Regions from separate parts of the Homo sapiens genome. Here region 1 is linked to region 2. A link is a loop called in an ENCODE intact Hi-C map of the cell type or tissue named here. Cell type or tissue: Caco-2. All regions are shown on one strand. Links, peaks and the distances in the headings refer to the core of each region. The heading gives the core; the rest is flanking DNA. Region 1 overlaps ZNF609 (zinc finger protein 609). Region 2 overlaps ZNF609 (zinc finger protein 609).

Evidence for each region. Hi-C counts contacts between places; a loop is a spot of excess contacts. Peaks named below come from ENCODE experiments on the same cell type or tissue, not always from the same donor. Only the 100,000 strongest peaks of a DNase experiment are listed, where the experiment ranks them.
Region 1: a loop joins it to region 2, with 2.1 times the contacts of the local background. A loop is called at or near these places in 5 of 110 quality-filtered maps.

What each region holds. Positions count from the first base shown.
Region 1 is chr15:64,559,633-64,570,815 of GRCh38, forward strand. The region is part of intron 2 of ZNF609 (zinc finger protein 609); the gene reads left to right. The region is part of intron 4 of LOC101930091 (a long non-coding RNA gene); the gene reads right to left. Among named protein-coding and RNA genes, the nearest start is that of ZNF609, 100 kb to the left of the region's middle. RefSeq lists enhancers at 3,460-4,029, 4,030-4,599. In Caco-2, for the core only: no CTCF peak of the experiment used is centred there; a DNase peak (open chromatin) is centred at 7,239.
Region 2 is chr15:64,499,255-64,510,437 of GRCh38, forward strand. It overlaps ZNF609 (zinc finger protein 609), which reads left to right. Exons shown (of 10, transcript NM_015042.2): 2 at 39-912. The coding sequence starts at 166. Among named protein-coding and RNA genes, the nearest start is that of ZNF609, 44 kb to the left of the region's middle. In Caco-2, for the core only: no CTCF peak of the experiment used is centred there; a DNase peak (open chromatin) is centred at 8,277.

The DNA of each region.
Region 1 (11,183 bases), core at 4,870-8,869, 59 kb after region 2:
GCATATAATGAATAATTATATTAATAACTTTAATAAGATCCCCTACCACCTATAAACTCCATGAGAACATAGAACATGTCTGTTTTGTGTCTAGCACTGAGTGGTCGCTCAATAAGTATTTATTGAATAAATGAATTTGTTTAGCCCTTTCTAGTTTACTATGTGCCTTCACAGATATCTCGTTTAATATTCTACCTTCCTTTTCTATTCACCCACTTTGTGATGTAAGCAAGATAAATAATAGTATCCGTAGCAATAATAGTATAAGACAATAAACTGAGTTAAATAGAAGTTAAAATGATAAACAGAGAAGGGAGTAAAATAGGAGCTTTTGTAGCTACATCTTAATCAGATGAGTTGTTATACCTCTGTCCAGTATCTAGAGTAATTACATACTTACCACCCTTCCTCTTGTCTCTCTGGGTTTTTTTTGAGACTGAGTCTCGCTCTGTCACCACGCTAGAGTGCAGTGGCACAATCTCAGCTCACTGAAAACTCCACCTCCCAGGTTCAAGTGATTCTCCTGCCTCAGCCTCCCGAGTAGCTGGGACTACAGGTGCATGCCACCACACCTGGCTAATTTTTTTGTATTTTTAGTAGAGATGGGGTTTCACCATGTTGGCCTGGATGGTCTTGATCTCTTGACCTCGTGATCTGCCCGCCTCGGCCTCCCAAAGTGCTGGGACTACAGGTGTGAGCCACCACACCCAGCGTCTCTCTGGTTTTTTAATTTGTTTTTTTTTTTCCCCCCGCAGAAGATCCTTTGGTTTTCTACTAGATGTTATTCCATCTAGATAGTGTTTATTTATTGTTCATAGTCATCTCTTACCCAGGGAATTCCTTATTTTGTATTCCTGAAATCGAAATATTCTTTCATACTCATTATTTAGATGCTAAGAGAAAACTTGGGGACCGCTCTTCCCAACAAGATTGTCTCAAATTTTGTGCCCATCTGTGTGCATTCACGCACATGAGCATGTGTGTGGAGGAGAAGAGGAAAAGAACAGAGATGGAAAAGATTTTGAAGTGGGATGCTTGGCAAGAGGAGTAAATAGATGATAATTATGAAGAAGAAATTGGCAGGATTTCTTAACTGACTAGATTATGGGAACAAGGAGTAGAGAAACAGGTCAAAGTTGGCTGAAGTCCATAGAATGTATATTTTAATTTAAGTGCTAAATTTCCTCCATACATTTTTCATGAACTTTGAAAAATTTGTTGGCTTTATACGAACCTGTGAACTTCAGTGAGAAAAACAGCATCTTTATATTTTTGAGCATAGTCTCAATGTCATTAATTCTTCTGCTTAAAAATCCTCAAATGACTTGCCAAATTAGGATAAAATCTAAATTCTGTTACCAAGGCCCCAAATTTCTACGTATCTGACTGCAACTGCCTACTTAAACTGATCTTACCATTATTCCCATTCATATACCACCCACATAGGCTTTATATCTGCTCTTACTTAAGAGTTTTTATACTTCCTGGTCCCTCATCCTGGTTGTTCCTCCCCAGTACTCAGCTTATTCAGTTATCAGCTCTTCCATACTCCTTTATCTAACGTGGTACCCTCAGTGACTTGTTATCTAACCTATTACTTTGTTTTGTTTTATTTTTATAACAGCACTTACTACTTTCTGATATTGTCATCTTGTTTGTCAGTTTTTCTCTTCTAGAGAAATCTTTGTGAGGGCAGGTTCTTGGCTCTCTACTGATTACTTGAGTCTCCATTGCCCAGCCTTCTTGTTGTATCAGTTTTAATATAGCAAACCAAAATAGGATCTTAATTTTAAAAAATAGTAATGCTACTTAAGATTTGATTACTCTTAAGACCTAGTGTTTCTGTATGCTAACTCCCTTTTTATAATGTAAAATGAATTATTCTCTCATAATATTTTTCTTTCTTTTCTTTTCTTTTTCTTTTTTTTTTTTTTTTTTAAATGATTTAGATGGGGTCTGCCTGTGTTGGCCCAGGCTAGCCACGAACTCCTGGGCACAGGCAATCCTCTTGCCTCAGCCTCCTAAAGTGCTGGGATTACAGGTGTGAGCCACCATGCCTGGGCAGTCTCATAATAATTTTCATTCCTGACTTTTTTTCAGATCTAGTCTCTAGAAAGAAACTTGTGCATACCAAGACAGTATGGCCAAAAACCTATCCTGGCAAGTGTTAATGCTATGTTTCCACTCCTGAACACCAGGAACTGAACATTGTTGTGTTTGGGTATTGTGAGTATGGAAGTCATTCAATTATTTTTCAAAGCGGGCTTAGTACATGATGTTTTGTTAAGCTACCTTGAGAACTGGAGTTTGTGTTTAAGTTTCAGTGAGATAAGGGTAGACCTCCTAATGCCTGTGAAAATTTTGATATATTTTATAATGTACCACCTGACATCATAATGTACTGCCTGACATCCAAATCATCTTTTTGAGTTTTATAAATCTCCAAACTTCAAAACTAGTAGATGCTGGTATAAAACCTAATAATTTCAGTTCAATCTTTACATTCTCCAGGGTCCACTTTTCATTCTCTTAAGTACAAGCCTATTTCTCAGTTTGGCATAGTGCCAAGAACATTGATAAATGTTGGCCCCAAAATGATTGTCAAAGTTCTGTTCACTTAAATTCACTGTAATTAGTAAGAATAGTTATCATTTATTTTGGGTGCCTTCAAAGTAGACTATGCTAGGCAACAATTTCTCTTGATAATCTCACAATAGCCTTGGCATTTGAAGAAACTTTGGCCTAGAAACATTTATGCCCCCAAGATCACACAACTAGAAAGAAGCAGAAGTTGATTTATCTCCTAAATCTATGTGACTTCAAAGCTGGTCATCCTACCACTATGCCTGGTTGCCTATATCATTTAATGTGATGAAGGCACTAATGTGACACCCACACCGGGCTCAATTTATTAGTAATCCTTCTATATCACAGCCACACAAGTGCTTAGAGTTCCTGGCTGAGATCAGTCTATATAATTATATTACACTTCTCAAGTTTAGTAGTGCTAGACAAATAGGAAGGGAGTTTTACATTCTTTGTTTATTTGCAATAATTTCATGATTGTCGTAATTAAACTATAGCCCGAGTTTAAAGAAGAAGCCAGCCAAAAAAAAAAAATTAACTCATACATTCATCCCTAAACAATCAAATCTCAGTAAAAATTTTAATATTAGCAGCAAGTTCTTTTTATTTTCTAGCAGCAGCTTCTTAAGAGAGAGGAAAAGAGGGTAAGCGTGAGTGTGTGTGTGTGTGTGTGTGTGTGTGTGTGTGTGTGTCTAGGAGAGGGGGAGAGCACATATGTCAACTAAGAGGTGAGTTTACTTCTGAAGTCCAATTGTCTAACGTATGGAGGGAGGATAACCTCCAGGCTTGGTGGTGCACACCTGTAGTTCCAGCTACTTGGGAGGCTGAAGTGGAAAGATCACTTGAGCCTGGGGGTCAAGGCTGCAGTGAGCCATGATCACGCCACTGCACTCCAGCCTGGGCAATGGAGCAAGACCCTGTCTCAAAAAATAAAAACTAAAAAATTTTAGTCTGGGCATGGTGGCTCACACCTGTAATCCCAGCACTTTGGGAGGCCAAGGTAGGAGGATCACGTGAGCCTAAGAGTTCAAGACAAGCCTGGGGAACATGGTAAAATCCCATCTCTACAAAATATACAGAAATTAGCCAGGTGTGGTGGCATATGCCTGTAGTCCCAGCTCCCTCGGGAGGCTGAGGTGGGAGGATTGATGGAACCCAGCAAATCGAGGCTGCAGTGAGCCATGATCGCATCACTGCACTCCAGCCTGGGTGGTGGAACAAAACCCTGCCTCAAAAAAAAAAAAATAATTGAAAATAACTGAAAATTTAAAAGATTGGCGGGGCGCAGTAGCTCACGCCTGTAATCCCGGCACTTGGGGAGGCCGAGGTGGGTGGATTACCTGAAGGTCGGGAGTTCGAGGCCAGCCTGACCAACATGGAGAAACCCTGTCTCTATGAAAAACAAAATTTAGCCGGGCATGGTGGCGCATGCCTGTAATCCCAGCTACTCAGGAGGCTGAGGCAGGAGAATAGCTTGAACCTAGGAGGCAGAAGTTGCGGTGAGCCAAGATCGCGCCATTGTTCCAGCCTGGGCAACGAGAGCGAAACTCTGTCTCAAAACAAAACAAAACAAAACAAAACAAAACAAAAAAACCCATATATATATAATATATATGTAATCCCTCCCAAAGTGGTGGGATTACAGGCGTGAGTCGCCGTGCCCGGCCTATTTATTTATTTTTTGAGACGGAGTCTCGCTCTGTCACCCAGGCTGGAGCGCAGTGACACGATCTCTGCTCACTGCAGCCTCCACCTCCTGGGTTCAAGCGATTCTCCTGCCTTAGCCTCCCGAGTAGCTGGGACTGCAGACAGGAGCCACCACACCCGGCCTAAATTTTAAATTGTGCCTCATTCTGAGTAGCATGATGAAATCTTGCACCATCCCACCCTGTCCCACCCAGGATGTAAACTGTTAGCCTTTATCTAGTATATGCATGTTGTATGCGCTGGCTGCTACAAAGTTAGGCACTTCGTAGCTGTGTTGGTTATCAGATCAAAAAAACAGTTTATGTAAGGTTAGGTACTATTCGTGGTTTCAGGTACCCACCGGGGGTCTTGGAATGTATCCTCCAAGGTTAAGGGTAGGGGGGACTACTGTAATTGCCTGAATGGCTCAGAAGGGAGAGCTGTTGTGGCCAGAGAAGCTGCTTGTTATGTAATCCACATTAGTACAAGATAATCATAAGATGAGCTGTAAGTATAGTGGGTGTTAGATCACTGCTGGGTCTTATTTAAGGTGGCAGGGGTGTTAGGGTAACATTTAGAAGTTGAGAGCAAAGAGTAAGGTTTGTTTTGACTTTATACAACACTTGAAGTAAAAAGCAGTTTGTTTTGTTTTCAGGCATAAAGATATCCATCCATGTGTTTGTTGTGTTGTTTTTGTTTTTTGTGGGGTTTTTTTTTTGTCATATTCACAAGGGAAACCAGAATCTGTATGTTCCTCTGGAAAATTAGGTGAAGAGAAGTATAACCTATTTCAGTGTGGCTTCAGTCTATGGTCTGGGTTTTATTAAACCAGATACGTATAAGAGCATGTCAAATTTAACCACCTCCCTTCATCCACTAGATTACAGTGAATGATAGTAATGTCACTGATACATTGTTATACACATTGCTCACTAACTGTTTTTTTTTTTTTTTCTTTTTAGAAACGGAGTCTCGCTCTGTTGCCCAGGCTGGAGTGCAGTGGTGCGATCTCCGCTCACTGCAAGCTCCACCTCCCAGGTTCACGCCATTCTCCTGTCTCAGCCTCCCTAGTAGCTGGGACTACAGGTGCCTGCCACCACGCCTGGCTAATTTTTTTGTATTTTTAGTAGAGACGGGGTTTTCTTTTTTTTTCTTTTTTTTTTTTTGAGACGGAGTCTTGATTCTCGGTCTGTCACCCAGGCTGGAGTGCAGTGGCGTGATCTCTGTTTACTGCAACCTCTGCCTCCTGGGTTCAAGCAATTCTCCTGCCTCAGCCTCTCGAGTAGCTGGGACTACAGGCAGGTGCCACCATGCCTGGCTAATTTTTGTATTATTATTATTATTATTACTATTTTTAGTAGAGACGGAGTTTCACCATGTTGGCCAGGCTGGTCTTGAACACCTAACCTCAGGTGATCCACCCACCTTGACCTCCCAAAGTGCTGGGATTATAGGCATGAGCCACCACACCCAGCCACTAACATCTTTTATCCATTAATAGTTCTTAATTTTGTTTTGCTTGTCTTTAAGTGCTTGTCCCTTTACTAGGATAAACTAAGTACTATTGATAATTTACAAAAGTGCTCCATCTTTACTGTTTACATCTACTGGCTAGAATGTCTACCAAGTTATGTAAGCATTTTTGTAAATGAATTTATTGCCTTTAGTTTTAGAAATATTGAGAGCAGAATGGAACACTGACAATCAGATTTGGCAAAAGCATTCAAAGTGATTGTTATGGTGATTCTGATCATCTCTTTAAGATAAGGGAGTTAGGAAGATTACTAGAATAAGCATCTTTAATATTGAGCTAAGATTCATTTTTGTGTTCCTTAAAATTCACCATAGTTTTGACTAAACTAAGGAGGACAGTGAGTACTTACTTTACACTGACCTATACATTCATTTAAAAGCATTCTTTAATTGAAGTACTTTATTTTATTTTATTTTATTTTATTTTTTGAGATAGAGTCTCGTTCTGTCACCCAGGCTAGAGTGCAGTGATACAGTAATGGCTCACTGGAGCCTCAACCTCCTGGGCTCAAGCAACCCTTCCACATCAACCTCTTGAGTAGCTGGAACTAAAGGTGTGCACCACCATGCCCGGCTAATTTTGTTTATTTTTTGTAGAAACAAGGTCTCACTGTGTGGGCCAGGCTGGTCTCAAACTCCTGGGCTCAAGCAGTTCTCCCGCCTCAACCTCCCAAAGTGTTGGGATTACAGGCTTGAGCCACCATGCCTGGCCCAATTGAGGTATTTTATTTTAGATGCATCTTCTAGCCAGGCAAGGTGGCTCACACCTGAAATCCCAGTGTCTTGGGAGACTGAGGCAGGAGGATTGCTTGAGCCCACGAGTTTAAGACTGTAGTGAGCCATGATCATGTGACTACACTCCAGCTGGGGCCACAGATCGAGACCTTGTCTCTAAAATGAATGAATGAATGTATGCATGAGCCTCCTGAGAAGCCATGGAGAAAGAAGCAAGCATGACCAGTCAGTGACTGACATTTAAACTGTAAGAAAAATTGACTTCATTTTATATGAACTTTAAAGGAGACACTCTGTGTAGGTAGGTACTTCAAAATATGTGTAAGTGTAATTGTATCAGAATAGGTGGCCATGATGTGATTTGATGAGACTGCCAAGAGCTAGACATTCTAGCCATTTCTTAAAAGGCCAGTTAGCTAAACACTAGTTAGGATTCATTTATTTAATTGATTCACAGCTTAAAATTAAGTGTAGTAAAGGAAACAGATATAGAAGAGATAGGGAAAGGTTTAGAGTTGGAGTGTCTTCAGCTGCTTGTGGAGGGCGTGGTAGAGACAGTGTTAACTACTTCCCAGTTTTACCTTGGGTGACCCTTGTTACAGATCACTGCTTCTGAGCTGCTTTTGAGAGCTAGTGGAGAGAGATTATATTACGTCCTAGGAGAATGTAACTCAGTTCTACTGGAGGCCACCATTCTCTTCCAGGTCATGGGTGGTACCTCTTAGTGTCACTCAGAGGTGAGGACTATTTGATGGCAGGCAACCTTAAGCTGCTGACAGGACAGAAACCTTTGTGATAAGCATTGGGAAATCTGACTCCTGGAAAGAGTGAAGCATCAAAAACTCTGTAGAGTATATGAGTTTCGCCTATTAGGCAGTTATAAGGAAATAGCTAAAAAGGAACTGGCTAATTAGAGTTGAGAGAAAATATTTATAAACAGACTTTAAATACTTTAAAAGCAGGCTTTTATTTTATATTCTTTCAGTGGGGATAGTGTGAACTGCCACCTCCTTTAAAAAGCCTTGCATTCCAGCTGGGCGCCATGACTCACTTCTGTAATCCCAGCACTTTGGGAGGCCGAGGCGTGTGGATCATGAGGTCAAGAGATCGAGACCATCTGGCCAACATGGTGAAACCCATCTCTACTAAAAATACAAAAATTAGCTGGACGTGGTGGTGCGCACCTGTAGTCTCAGCTACTCTGGAGGCTGAGGCAGGAGAATCGTTTGAACCCGGGAGGTGGAGGTTACAGTTGAGCCGAGATCACACCACTGCACTCTAGCCTGGCGACAGAGCAAGACTCTGTCTCAAAAAAAAAACAAAAAACATTCCATCTAAAAAAATTACCATTTACTTGCAGATGTTTTCTTGTGGAAGAAATAAAGTTTAAAGAAAAAGAAATAAATTACCAAGACAGCTTTCCAAATATGATGGATTAATTATCTGTATATTGTGGCAAGATATTTTCCCCCTCCCAACATTTATTTTTTATTTATTTATTTATTTTGAGACAGGATCTCGCTCGGTCACCCAGGCTGAAGTGCAGTGGCACGATCTCGGCTCACTGCGACCTCTGTCTCCCGGGTTCAAGCGATTCTCCTGCCTCAGCCTCCTGAGTAGCTGGGACTACAGACACGTGCCACCACACCCGACTAATTTTTTGTATTTTTAGTAGAGACGGGATTTCAGCGTATTAGCCAGGATGGTCTCGATCTCCTGACATCGTGATCTGCCCACCTCAGCCTCCCAAAGTGCTGGGATTACAGGCATTAGCCACGGTACCCGGCTGAGATATTTTCTCCCTCCCAACATTTTATTATGAATAATTTTAAACATACAGAAAAGTTAAGTAAAATGATCACCCACCACCTAGATTCAATAATTGTCAAAGTTTTGTCATATTTGCTTTATCTATATATGTGATTGTATTTGTTTTGCTGAACAGTTTGGAGGTTTTAAACATTATGACATTTCTCTCCCAAATACTTTATCATGACTCTCCAAAAACATGAGGACATTTGCTTATATAACTGTAATACCATTATTATACTACACAGTACTTCCTACTGTCATCTTTTATCCATGTGTAGCAAGTTATTTAGCCACTTTTAAATTTGTTTCTCCTCACTCCAGTAACCCTACACCCCCGAAAACCTTATTGTTCCTTGTCACTTTGTCATGTACCTCATGCCCAGCAGCAATTGGTGAGATGGCTTTTTCATATGGTTTTATATTTGGGAACCTCTAGAGCAGTGGTTCTCAACTTGGGCTGGACATTAGAATAACTTGAGGAGCTCTTGAAAATCCCAATCCCCCTACATCCCAGACCACATATATCAGAATTTCTGATATTCTGATGATTTCCATGCGTCAGTAGTTCTTAAAGTTTCCCAGGTGATTCTGGTGTGCATCCATGATTAAGAATCACAACTGTAGGTCCTATTAATCTTCAGTAAGAGTATTCAGTGTTTGGATAGGTGCTTGACAGTTTTCTGACCAGAACAGAGATGAAAAGTGGTATGCCTAGGTATTTAGGCTTTTTCCTTTTCTTTCACTGAACATTTACTGAACATCTACAATGTGTAAAACACTGAGCTAGGTTCCCATTCATAAGGATGAATAAGATATGTTAACTGTGGTGTTCTAGAAAGGCCATGGACTTAGGGTTAGACTTCTATGGAGTTAAATTCTAGCTTTGCTGAGAACAATTTGTGTGATTTTTAACTAAGTCCTAAACCTCTCTGGGGCTTTAACATGATGTGGTTTGTTTACCTTGCAGATATTATCTTAACCACTCTTACTACCTCTGTACTCTAGCCACACTGGCCTTCTTTCTTTTTCTCAAACATATGAAGCTTGCTCTATGTATATATGTGGCTTTTTACTACCTTCTTTTTCCACTCCCTCTGATACCCCTCTGGGATACAAATGGGCCCTTGCTAGTCATTCAGGTTTCAGTTAAAATATCATCTTCTCATTGAAGCTTCTTCTGACCATCTAATCTAAAATAACTTCCTGGATAGTCCATATCATATCATGGTGTTTGATTTTCATTGTGGCATTTATTCCTCTTAGATAGTTTCTTGTTTGTTATGGGCTTACTTTCTCCTCTATTATATAAGAGTACCAGGAGAGCTAGAACCTCATCTGTTTGGTTTCCCTTATTCTCAGGAACTGTAGAAAAATGCCTGACACATAGAGGATGCCTAATAAATATTTGTTGAATTAATAAAGTGGTAACAGTAATTCTACATTATGTTTGAGATAGTTTAGGAAAACCTCCTGGGGACAATTTCCTATCAGTTCCCTCATGCTCTTTCCCCAAGGAGTATCTTTTCTCTTAAATGCTAAAAGCCAAAGCCTTTGTTGTGCTTAGAAAATCCAAGCAGGTAGAAGATACTTCTGAATATGTAAAAAGTGTGCCAATTCAGTAGCCCCCTCCCCAGACTGGGGTTAGAGGGCTCCCTTTTGCTCTCACAGTGAGTCTCCTTGTGAAAAAGAATCAATAGTTTTATCATCTTGTCTTAGCACTTCTCCTTCTGAACAGAAATTTGTTGTTCAACCTTTGGGTTTATGCTGGAGAAACAGAATGCATTGATAAACCATCCTTTTGTGTGTATCATTGAGAGCCAAGATGGAAGCAGTGTTAGACAGCTAGTTAAGTTTTTTTCTGTAGTGTCTTTTCTGAGTTAAAAAGCAAATGCAATAAATGCCCACAGAATGTTCTTGACTTTTCTTTTTCTTTCTGGTGTATTTTTTTAAGCTTTAATTTATTGCTCTTGCACTGTGTGCCAAGAACGGAATTGCCTAGATCACATCTTACAATATCTCTATGAGATAGGAACTCTTTCTTTCTTACTTTTTAAAATAGAGATAGGGGTCTCGCTATATTGCCCAGGCTTGTCTCAAACTCCTGTGCTCAAGTGATCCCCCTGCCTTAACTTCCCAAAGTGTTGAGATTACAGGCGTGAGCCACTGTGCCTGACTGGCCGAGAGCTCTCTTATTCCCACTTTATACATGAGCATAGTGAGTTTTAGCAAGCTAAGAAACGTGGCCTGGTTGGTGGTTTGTGGAGCCAGGATTAAAATCCAGGTAATCTGACTTATATCTTCCACAGTTATAACTATACTACCTCTCATTATATCTTTTTCTCTTCTCATCTTTATCATTTAAATACTTTTATAAAAGGCATTTGAGATGGTTAAGCATAAATATGTTTCTCAAAGCAATAGATACCAGGAAAACAGTTCCTGGTGGCCTTGCTTAGAAGCCATGTTCTAATCAATCAAGATTCTTAAGGAAGAGTAGCATCATCAATTGTTCATGTATATTAGTAGATGAGTCTGGAAAGTGGAACCAAGGTTCTGGACTTCTTTGTTTCTTTAAGCCTTCTAATTATATTTTGATGATTATGGTCAAGTATATGGATTCTAGTTTGTCTTTAGTGAGAGATTCAAAAGGAGCATTGTGTTTAATTCTAGAAACTCGAGATACTAATATTATCACGATGAGTTCACTCCTATTATTTTCATGTTATGTTTTTTTGGATTAGTAAAATTAGCTTAGTTTTGGCCAGGCGCAGTGGCTCACACCTGTTATCCCAGCACTTTGGGAAGCCGAGGCAGGTGGATCACCTGAGGTC
Region 2 (11,183 bases), core at 5,830-9,829:
TGTTTCTTTTAACAGCTTTTTAAATTTTCTTTTTCCAGCAATGATGTTGTCCACTGGGCATGTACTGACCAATGTGGCAGGTCTGAGAACATAGCTGAAGCTGAAAATAGGAAAGCTGGGGGCAAGGAAGAGCCTTGAATCTTGAGGTGGGACGTTGACTCTAAGATGTCCTTGAGCAGTGGAGCCTCCGGAGGGAAAGGAGTGGATGCAAACCCGGTTGAGACATACGACAGTGGGGATGAATGGGACATTGGAGTAGGGAATCTCATCATTGACCTGGACGCCGATCTGGAAAAGGACCAGCAGAAACTGGAAATGTCAGGCTCAAAGGAGGTGGGGATACCGGCTCCCAATGCTGTGGCCACACTACCAGACAACATCAAGTTTGTGACCCCAGTGCCAGGTCCTCAAGGGAAGGAAGGCAAATCAAAATCCAAAAGGAGTAAGAGTGGCAAAGACACTAGCAAACCCACTCCAGGGACTTCCCTGTTCACTCCAAGTGAGGGGGCAGCTAGCAAGAAAGAGGTGCAGGGGCGCTCAGGAGATGGTGCCAATGCTGGAGGCCTGGTTGCTGCTATTGCTCCCAAGGGCTCAGAGAAGGCGGCTAAGGCATCCCGCAGTGTAGCCGGTTCCAAAAAGGAGAAGGAGAACAGCTCATCTAAGAGCAAGAAGGAGAGAAGCGAAGGAGTGGGGACTTGTTCAGAAAAGGATCCTGGGGTCCTCCAGCCAGTTCCCTTGGGAGGACGGGGTGGTCAGTATGATGGAAGTGCAGGGGTGGATACAGGAGCTGTGGAGCCACTTGGGAGTATAGCTATTGAGCCTGGGGCAGCGCTCAATCCTTTGGGAACTAAACCGGAGCCAGAGGAAGGGGAGAATGAGTGTCGCCTGCTAAAGAAAGTCAAGTCTGAAAAGGTAAGAGGTGGCCAGATATGGCTGCCCACTGACTGCCAGTCAGAACTGCCCTGGACTAACTGCCAAATACTATGTGTACTCTGTGGGAGGCTCATTAGTGTGTGGGTAATGACCAATTACAAGGTCAGAGCAGCTGGTAATGATAATGTGGTTTTCTTCCAAATTAGAGGATTCCCCTACAGACTCATTTACAGCAGGCCTGGACATTGTGGAACAGGATATTTGTTGTTGGGGGCAGCTACTTTGTAGAATGAACTTTCTGTAGTCTGAGTTGAGACCTTCCCACCTTGTCTTTGCCCACCTCAGACACTTGTTGGTAGAGATTGGCATCAGACCTTTATTTGTTTCCCAGCTTGACTGGCATTTCATCATCAGACTCATAATAGTTGATAAACAATACGCCTTTGGTGATAATGTAGATTGAGTACGGTTCTTGATGGGATAAATGGTGCTGTTGGGTCTCTGGTAGAACAAAGGGCTAAATTTCATGGCATATCTACGAAGTGTTCTATTGCCGGCTACCAAAGAGCGAAGGGGCACATTTTGAGGGCAAGAGGTACTCATTGTACTTTGAGGTACTTAGATCTTATGAGTTATTGTTGTGGTTATGACAGTTTGGCCTAGGAAGAGATTGGCCATTAAAGGTGTAGCTTCATGCCAGGTATCTCCCACAACTATTAGGAATCAAAGTCTCCTCGTGGTTTAATAGCTGCCAACAGTGTAATGATACCTTGCCTTCTGCTTGACTTGGAAGGACAGGTGCCTGCAGCCCCAGGAGGGGTTAGAACTGAGTCCCTCCTCTGGGAAGATGATCTTAGTTCATGCTTTAGGAAATGGAACTTGCAGGGCTGGAGGAGAATGGGTGTGAGTCTAGGGTCAGCTCAGGCAGCATTAAACTTCAGCAGCTTATTCCTGCAAAACAGTGGCCTTGTGGTGAGCTGTTCATTGGCTCTTGATTTTCTGCTCTGTGCTCTGCTCATCCTGTGCTTTCAGCTGATCCCAGCAGATGCAGTATAAATTGATTTCTCTGTAATTAGATCAGCTGCAGCAGGGAATACCTATTTCCATATGTAAGTGTTAATAAATAAAGGCTGGATGTGTATGTTTGGGTGGTGGTGCCCTCTTAGTGCCTGTATTCCAGTGGTAGCTCATGCTTTCTTTGCTGTCGGTATTTTGGTCTTTGCCTCTGGCACATCTGTAGCTCTTAGCAACATCTGGGCTTCTCCAGTAGCAGGTCTGTGAGTTTCTTCCACTAATAATACAGTGGCTCATTCCCTTTTACCAGTGGCAGCTGCCAGAGAGGCTGCCTGTGTTTAGGTGGCAGATGCTATAGTCCACTTCAGCAGAGTCAGGTTCCAGCTGGTTACTAGCTTGGCTCATCCTGTGCTGGCTGTGATTTGCTATTTTCTCTCGGGTACAGATGGATAATACTGTTTTAAAGAGGCTTAGGAGTACTAGCAGTTGTTGCTTCTGTTCCAGGCCCATTAGACTGTTCCCTACATCTGGCTTCAAGAAACTCTTGCCATATATCCATATTCATAATCATTATTCTTCCTGTGCTAAAAAGTACTTCTGAGGATGACCTTCATTCTCCTATCTAAATTTTAGAGTACTTATGTTGCAACCTTCTAAGCCCAGTGATAGTCTGTGGATGAAAGGATTAATATTGCTTAGCTTTATGTTGGATTTAAGTGTAAATGTCCATGATTGTCTCTAACAGAGAAGCAAATGGAACCCATTTTCTCACATAGAGGTGCAGGGACTGATTGGGTGGCTGCCCTTCAGATTATAATTGGGCTGAAAGATGCAGTATGTTCAGCTAAGAATACATCCTGGTGCCAGGGAGTTTTGTCCCTTAATAATGTTGCTTTGCCATATAAGCTTTGCCTCCCAGGGAGACTCTGAGAATGGGGCAGCAGAATGAGAAAGAAAAGGGAAAGAGACTGTGCTTCAGTTTTTGAAAGATAGAGAAAATTGCTGGCAATTACTTTTAGAAGCAGAAAATTTGCTATACAGTTTCATGTAACCATAAGCAAGAACCTGCTTTCTCAATTCCTTCCCCTGTTCCCTCAACCCTTTTGGACAGTCTGGTCCTGAGGGTGCCTTTCCATATTACCTTTGGCTATTGAAATAAATAATTATTTAAATAAATGTTTGGAAGTTGCTAGGAGATTAAAACATGCTGTGCAGGGAGAGAACATTTCTGGACTGGGAGGAGCAGAAGAGGCAAGTTAAAGGAAAGGAAGTTAGGAACCATGCAGAGGAGCGGTTTTTGAGAAACAACAATCTCCGGTTTGGGGCATAATAGGTGCTCAGTGAGTATTTGATGATTAGTACTATAATTTATAAGCAAAGTCTTTGAAAACTTCTTTAAAATTTTCTCTCTGAGAAATGGGCTTGCCTGTGGTTTGGGACGTTTCTATGTAGGGATAACAAACAGAACCAAAATAGCAAAACAGATGTTTTGATATAATCTAAGAATTGCATCCTCTCAACTGGGAACTGTCATGAAGAGGAAGAACTCATAAAATTTGGGAAGTTTCTTGACTGAATTCTGTGGTGCAGAGTAGCAGTGTTGACTACTAGCCAATGAGGAAGATTTGAATATTGAAATTACTGGCTGGGCCTGGTGATTCATGCCTGTAATCCCAGCACTTTGGGAGGCCTAGGTGGGCAGATTGCTTAAGCTCAGGAGTTTGAGACCAGCCTAGGCAACATGGTGAAACCCTGTCTCTACAAAAATTAGCCGGGCATTGGTGGTGTGCACCCGTAATCCCAGCTACTGGGGAGGCTGAGGTGGAAGGATAGCTTGAGCCTGCGAGGTGGAGGTTGCATTGAGCTGAGACGGCACCACTGGACTCCAGCCTAGGCAATAGAGCCAGACCTTGTCTCAAAAAAAAAAAAAAAGAAAGAGAGAAATTATCTATCTCATGTTCTTCTTTGTGAAGGTAGATATCTCAGGCTATGGCCTGGGAAATTTTCTGTCAGACAAGGATGTGGATTTCCCTTCATGGGATCCCACTTTTGCTCGACCATACCTTCCTCTGACAGAGTGAGCTCTGTGCTGTTTCCCAGAGTTCTAGGAGAGACCAGAGATGGCTCTTAGCAACTGCTGCTGCTCTGAATTGTTATTGAACACTTCTGCCTCATACTTCCTGCCAGCTGAAGAGATGGGGGAGGGAATGTTGAGGAATAAACAAGACAGAGCCTTCCAGCTCTTGCCTGTTCCCTTGCCTTTAGTTTGATTGATGGATTGTTAAGTTAGGGATGGAAGGGGAGGTAGGGAGGAGGGCAGGCGCCTGTCTGAGTGTCCTGAGCTTAGTGCTTATGTCGCCACTCTGACAGGCAAGAAAAAAGGAATTTACAAACCACAGATGGCAACGATCTATCTGTGCTGACTTTGTCAGGGCTTACGACCAGGAGTTTAAGGTGAGACTCCTTCTTTTCCCCCAAATCATATAAAATAGCCAAGTAGGCTCTAGTAGTTAAAGAAAGGATCTAGAAGTTTCTAACCAGAAGCTCCCCCTCACATGTCTTTAGCTGCTGCTTTTGATCTTGCAAGGTAGGAACACTGCACTTTGCTTTTCCCGTGTTTGAATGTCAGCTTCTGCTGCTTTCAGAATGCTGCATATATTTACCACTTCCCCCATTAGTTTAGGATACAAAGAAAACCATAAAGTGTGCTCTTTGCTCTTTCAACTTCTGATCATGCATGCTATCATATCCTGTGTTCTTAAGAGCATCTTCCTTTGCCATTGGTTTTGTATTCCTGCCCTAATTTGTGCCTTCTAGCTTAGTTCTCTTGTATTGTAGTCCCTCATTGCCTAACCAAGGTCAGGTCTCTTTTATTCCTTCTGATCCAAGGCTTTCTTAACGCCTTCTTCCACTAGCTGTTATTTCTCAGCTATTGATGGCAGAGCAGTCAGCTTTGCTTCCTGAAACCAAATGCCCTCAAGATTTTCCTTCATGGAAAACATTAAAAAGAAGTTGATATTTATGTGGGACAGAGTTGCATTCTGTAACTACAAGCTTAATTTATTTTTTCATTCAGAAACTCTGTTTTCCTTCTAGGTGTTGTAATTCAAGGCAGTTCCAGAGAAAGATTATCTTGTCCAATTTCCTCATTTTATAGAAGAAACTAAGACCAGTGAAGTCCTGTGACTTGCCCAGCATCTCACAGGTAGTCACTGGCAAAGCCAGATTTGTAGACACCAAATTCTTATGGCATGTTGTTACTCTGGGATTCTTAACAAATCTTTAACTGTCAGGAAGGATTCTCAATTTTCCCACTTTATTTGTTATTTTCTTAGTATTATTATTTTCGAGATGGAGACTCACTCTGTCACCCAGGCTGGAGTGCAGTGGCACGATCTCGGCTCATTGCAGCCTCTGCCTCTGATTCAAGCGATTCTCCTGCCTTAGCTCCCCGAGTAGCTGGGATTACAAGTGCATACCACCATGCCTGGCTAGTTTTTTTTTTTTTTTTTTAATTTTAGTAGGGATAGGGGTTCACCATGTTGGCCAGGCTGGTCTCAAATTCCTGACTTCAAGTGATCCACCTGCTTCGGCCTCCCAGAGTGCTGAGATTACAGGCATGAGCCACCACACCCAGCCTATTTGCTTATTTTTAAGGCAGGGTCTCGCTATGTTGCCAATGCTGATCTTGAACTCCTGGGCTTATGCACTTCTGCCTTGGCCTCACTTATGCACTTCTGCCTTGGTCTCACTTATGCACTTCTGCCTTGGCCTCGCAAGTAGCTGGGACTACAAGTGTGTGCCACCACACCCAGCCATTTTTTCAATGTAAAGACTACCTTGAAACATTAGATGAAAATGCTTACATACTCCAAAATTGCTTTTACCCCAAAACTGCTTTCACTTGTTTTTCACAGTGACTTTAACATTGTAGACACTCAATAAACAAAGGATCTTTGAGTTTAGGATTTTAGGTAAGGTAATGAATGATGTTTGCAAAGAATAACCATTACAGCTGGCACTGAACCTATCCTGTTATTTATAAAGAAGGAAAGTTACTTTAAAACTGCTACTTTGAGCTTGACTACTTATGATATATGTGTGTGTGTTCTGGAATATTTCATCCAGCCAAATTTTCATTATAATAATTGAGGAATAGTTCTTTCTTTACTTGGCAATTGCAGGTAAGAAAAAAAACCCTGTTCTAGTGCTTCTTCCTTGGACACATCACTAATAGGCAGACCTTCAAATGTATTGTGGATATTACTAAGTATTTTGTAGAGAAGATATACTGTTGGCTAATTGTTATCACTTTTCATTCAGTCAGTACATTAATTGAATGCATTTTAGATACTAGGTTTTCTACTTGGTATTGGGTATACACTGGTAAATAAAACAGAGATGGTCTCTGCTTTTTGAGGAGCTTACAGTTTACCGTCTACAGCAGAGTTCCTAAAAGTGTGTCCCATAAAACCATGTACATCACCAGAGTATCAAAAATGCACATTCTTGGACCCTACCCTAGATATGCCGAATAAGTTTTTGGGGTAAGGGCCCAGAAATCTGTACTTCCAGAAGTCTCTCCAGATAATTGCTATATACATCAAAGTTTGAGAATTTTCCTTTCAAGGTAAGTATTCGGGGCCACTTCTCATTTAAAACACCAGCCTTCTAAACTTGAATTTCACATCAACTCTTATGTATAATTTAGTGGCTAAAAGCGTAAACTCTAGCCAGGCCTCCTGGCTTGAGCCTGGGAGGTTGAGGCTGCAGTAGTGAGCTGTGATCGCACTAGTGCACTCCAGCCTGGGCAACAGAGTGAGACTCCGTCTCAAAAAAATAATAATAATAAATTTTTTAAAAAGTGTGAACTCTGGAGCCAGACTACCTGGCTTTGTTTCCTACCTTTGCACTTATTTACTGAGTGATCTTGACCAAGTTTCTTAATTGTTCTTCCTCAGTTTTCTTATCTGCAAAATGAGAGAAATAGCACCTACATAAGTTTGTATTTATTTATTTATTTATGAGAGGGAGTCTCACTCTGCCGCCCAGGCTGGAGTGCAGTGGTGCAGTCTCTGCTCATTGCAACCTCTGCCTTAACCTCCAGAGTAGCTGGGATTACAGGCATGCACCACCATGCCTGGCTAATTTTTGTATTTTTAGTAGAGACAGGGTTTCGTTGTGTTGGCCAGGCTGGTGTCGAGCTCCTGGGCTCAAGTGATCCACCCGCCTTGGCCTCCCAAAGTGCTGGGATTACAGGCATGAGCCGTCACACCCAGCCTTTAAGTTTGTCTTTAGGCCGGGCGCGGTGGCTCACGCCTATAATCCCAGCACTTTGGGAGGCCAAGGCGGGTGGATCACCTGAGGTCGGGAGTTCGAGACCAGCCTGACCAACATGGAGAAACCCTGTCTCTACTAAAAATACAAAATTAGTCGGGCGTGGTGGTGCATGCCTGTAGTCCCAGCTACTCAGGATGCTGAGGCAGGAGAATCACTTGAACCCGGGAGGCAGAGGTTGCAGTGAGCTGAGATTGTGCTGTTGCACTCCAGCCTGGGCAACAAGAGCAAAACTCTGTCTCAAGAAAAAAAAAAAAGTTTGTCTTTAGATTAAGTTAGCTAATTCATATAAAACACTTAGTGCCTGGCACGTAGGAAGCATTCAATAAATATTAGAAAAAAGAAAAATACAGTTTGAGTGGAAATTGGTCTTAGTCTCTCCTAGGCAATAATGTACTGAAATACAACAACATTCCACTTTACAGGAATCCCAGTATGAATAGATATACATGTTAGCTAAGACTTTTTAGCACTATGGTCTGAAGAAGTTCCAAATCTAGGCTGGGAAATTTTCATGGTGGTGATGTGTTCTAAAGCCCCTGATAATTATAGTTGGAGGTGGGGGGAAGACCAAAAATTAGCTTAGGGCATATTGAAGTGGCCTGTTGAATTTCAGACTTCATATGAATCGAGCTTCTTTTCTGGCCATATCCCTGGCATGGGGTTGGGTATGTTGGATAGATGTTACTGTGGTTTTGCCGGAATATGCAATCTCACGGACACTGGAGTAGTGCTAAGTGTTTTTGTTTCTACACAAGACTGCATGGAAAAAATCTAAGTCTTAGCCCTTAATCTTCCTCCCCCAGTGTGAACTTGTATTTTTGCCATTTGGGTATAAGAGCTTTTACCAGCAGAGCTCATCCAGGGAGGCAGCAGGGCTTGGGATGTGGCAGTAACATACACAGCTGAGATCCTGCCACTGCTGGCTGTCTGAGCCCTCTCTCTGTGGTTTTCACTCTTCAAGCCATGCTTGAGTAACCCGCCTCCAGAGCTGCTGACAGGGCTGTGTTCAGAGGCCTTGGAAATTACACTGTTCATTTCCTTATCATCCCCTGACCTGCAGTGCAGAGCCTTCTGGTGCAGGAACAAGGCAGAAAAAATCCAGACGGCTCCCAGCCAGCATGTGTCAAGAGCTACAAAGAAGGAAATTGGACTTGCTCACTTAAAAACCATGGGGTTAGGCTTTGATTTTCAGTTCCTGTGGAGAGTTATTTGTGTGTATGAGCATGTTGTATCTCTGTGTATATGTATAGAATGAGTCTGTGCGTGGCAAAGCTGTGGAGGAGGACCATTTGAAATAGAGAGCAGAGGGAAGATGGCTTTTCTCTTCACTTAATTTCCCAGTTGTGCCATTGGGGTGGGCCTGGAACCATTAGCATCAGGAAGGTGCCAGACCATATTAATATTTTAAAATATATTTCTCTCGGTACAGTTTAGTCATGGTTCAGAGCACCCACAGAAGAACCTTTCCTGGCTGACCGAGGAGACATTTTTAACAAATCCTATTCCCTAAAGTCATTCATCCTAGATGACATTGACATAGTCAATATTTAAGCTGCCTAAGAAAGTGTAGACTTTGGGTCAGTCCTGGGTAAGAGCAATAGCTCTTTTGAGATGAAGGATAGTGTGATAAAAGAGAGACCTTTGTGATAGCTAAGGTGAACTAAGGAGGAATTTGGAGCATTTTGAGATTTTCTGTTCACAGGGCAAAGTTCTATTATATTTTAAGAGCCCATCCTTGTTTTGGGGGTTGGTATTACAAAGCAATCTACTTTTCTTTTGGCATCTGTTGCTCAAGGAGGCCCAAAGGAAGGACTTCAGGCTGAAGTAAAATGTGAGCAGTAAGAAGTTCTTAGCAAAGTTTATAAATATTCTGTCCTTAATTTTCCTTTTTCTGGATTTCATGTGCCTTCATGTTAGTGGTGCCATTGAAGCCTTTGTGAAGTGGGGAGAAAAAAAATAAATCTTTAAGCTGTCAGACCCTGGAGGTGTTTTAAACCCTAAGTGTCTGTCTTGTTGAAAGTACTCTGTAGAGAAGTGTCTTCACATAAGGTGATAGCTAAGGTGAGAGGGGACTACTTTCTTTTCCCTTCATATAAATTAGTGGGCCCTGTATCAGCAGCAAATGAGAATTCGATAAAAATTTGGATCTCAGACCTCCTCCCAGTCCCTAAAGTTAGAAACTCTAGGCTTGAGACCCAGAAAATTTTTTTTTTTTTTTTTTTTTTGAGACAGGGTCTCACTTTGTTGCCCAGGCTGGAATACAGTGGCACAATCAAGGCTCACTGCAGCCTCAACCTCCCATGCTCAAGTGATTCTCCTACCTCACTTCCTACCTCCCCAGTAGCTGGGACTACAGGTGTGTGCCATCACGCCCAACTAATTTTTAAATTTTTTTAGAGACGGGGTCTTACTATGTTGTTCAGGCTAGTCTTGAACTCCTAACTTCAAGCGATCCTCCTGCCTTGGCCTCCCAAAGTGTTGGGATTACAGGTGTAAGCCACTGTGCCCAGCTGAGACCCAACAATTTGCGTTTTAACATTAGCTGTCCTGTTGATTGTGATACACACTAAAGTTTGATATCTACTATTGTAGAGCACCCTTCCCTCTTAATAGTGAAATTGAAATTACCAAAAACTTTAAAATGTAACGCTGGGCAGTAGGTATGATTTTTTTCTTTTAAAAATATCCTTATATATCTTTAACTCTTTGTGGACAAACTGACAGGAACCTAAAATTGGAATGAATATCTAAGGGCTTAGGACTTTCAGAGCAGAAGAGCAGAAAAGATATTCAAAAAAGACCCACTTTTCTCATCTGAATGGAGGAAGTAAATAATAGTACTGACCTCATAGGGTTATTGTGAGGATTAAATGAGATGAAAAGAGTTAAGCATTCAGCACAGTGCCTAGCATTATAGTAAGTAACCAATAAATGTTAGCTGTTGCTGATGTTACTGTTCTTAGCTTTGAGGTGCAAGGTCATTGTGAAATTAAGGAGAAAGGATATCCTTAGAGACTTTGAAGAATTAATCCCCTGAAGGCTTTGGAAAACAATGAATTTATGATAGCTAATATTCCAGCTCCTACTGATTTCCAAGAAGGCTTCAGGGAGAGATTGATTCAGAGCATTTGGAGGCATTGAAGTTTGGGGTTTTGTTGTTTGATTGGTCAGTTTGGAAGTGTGTGTTGGACTTCTTTTGGCAGAGGGCTGATCTCAGGTTGAGAACCATGGCTTTTGTTTATTCTCCATTAAGGTCAGTTTCTTTGGTATATAACCAACTTCTTCTGAATTATTTTCCTAAGAATTGAAATGAAGATAACATGATTGTTTTCATACAGGAAGTTTCTTTCCTCTCTCTGCTAATCCTTGTAAGGTACAGACTAGTCTTTTGAAGGGATTAGCAGAGGTAGCCAGAACAGTCAAGAGAAGAATGAGGATTGAAGTACTGTAGTCCCCCCAACCTTATCCTTGTTTTTGCTCTCTGTGATTTCAGTTACCCTCAGACAACCAAGATGTGAAAATATTAAATGGAAAATTCCAGAGATAAATAAATCACTAAGTTTTAAACACTACATTATTCACCCCATTTCATCTCATCCCATAGGCATTTTATCATCTCACATCATCACAAAGAGGGTGAGTACAGTACAATATTTTGATAGAAAGAAAAAGACACCATATTCACATAACTTTCATCACAACACATTGTTATAATTTTTTTTTCTTTTTTTTTTTTTTTAACAGACAGGGTCTCCCTCTGTTGCCTAGGCTGCAGTGCAGTAGTATGATCACAGCTCAGTGCAGCCTCAAACTCCTGGCCTCAAGTGGTCTTCCTGCCTCAGCCTCCCGAGTAGCAGGGACTGCAGGCATATATCACCACATCGGGCTAATTTTTAATTTTTTTTATACAGTTGGGATCTTACTGGTTGTCCAGGCTGGTCTGAAACTCCTGGGCT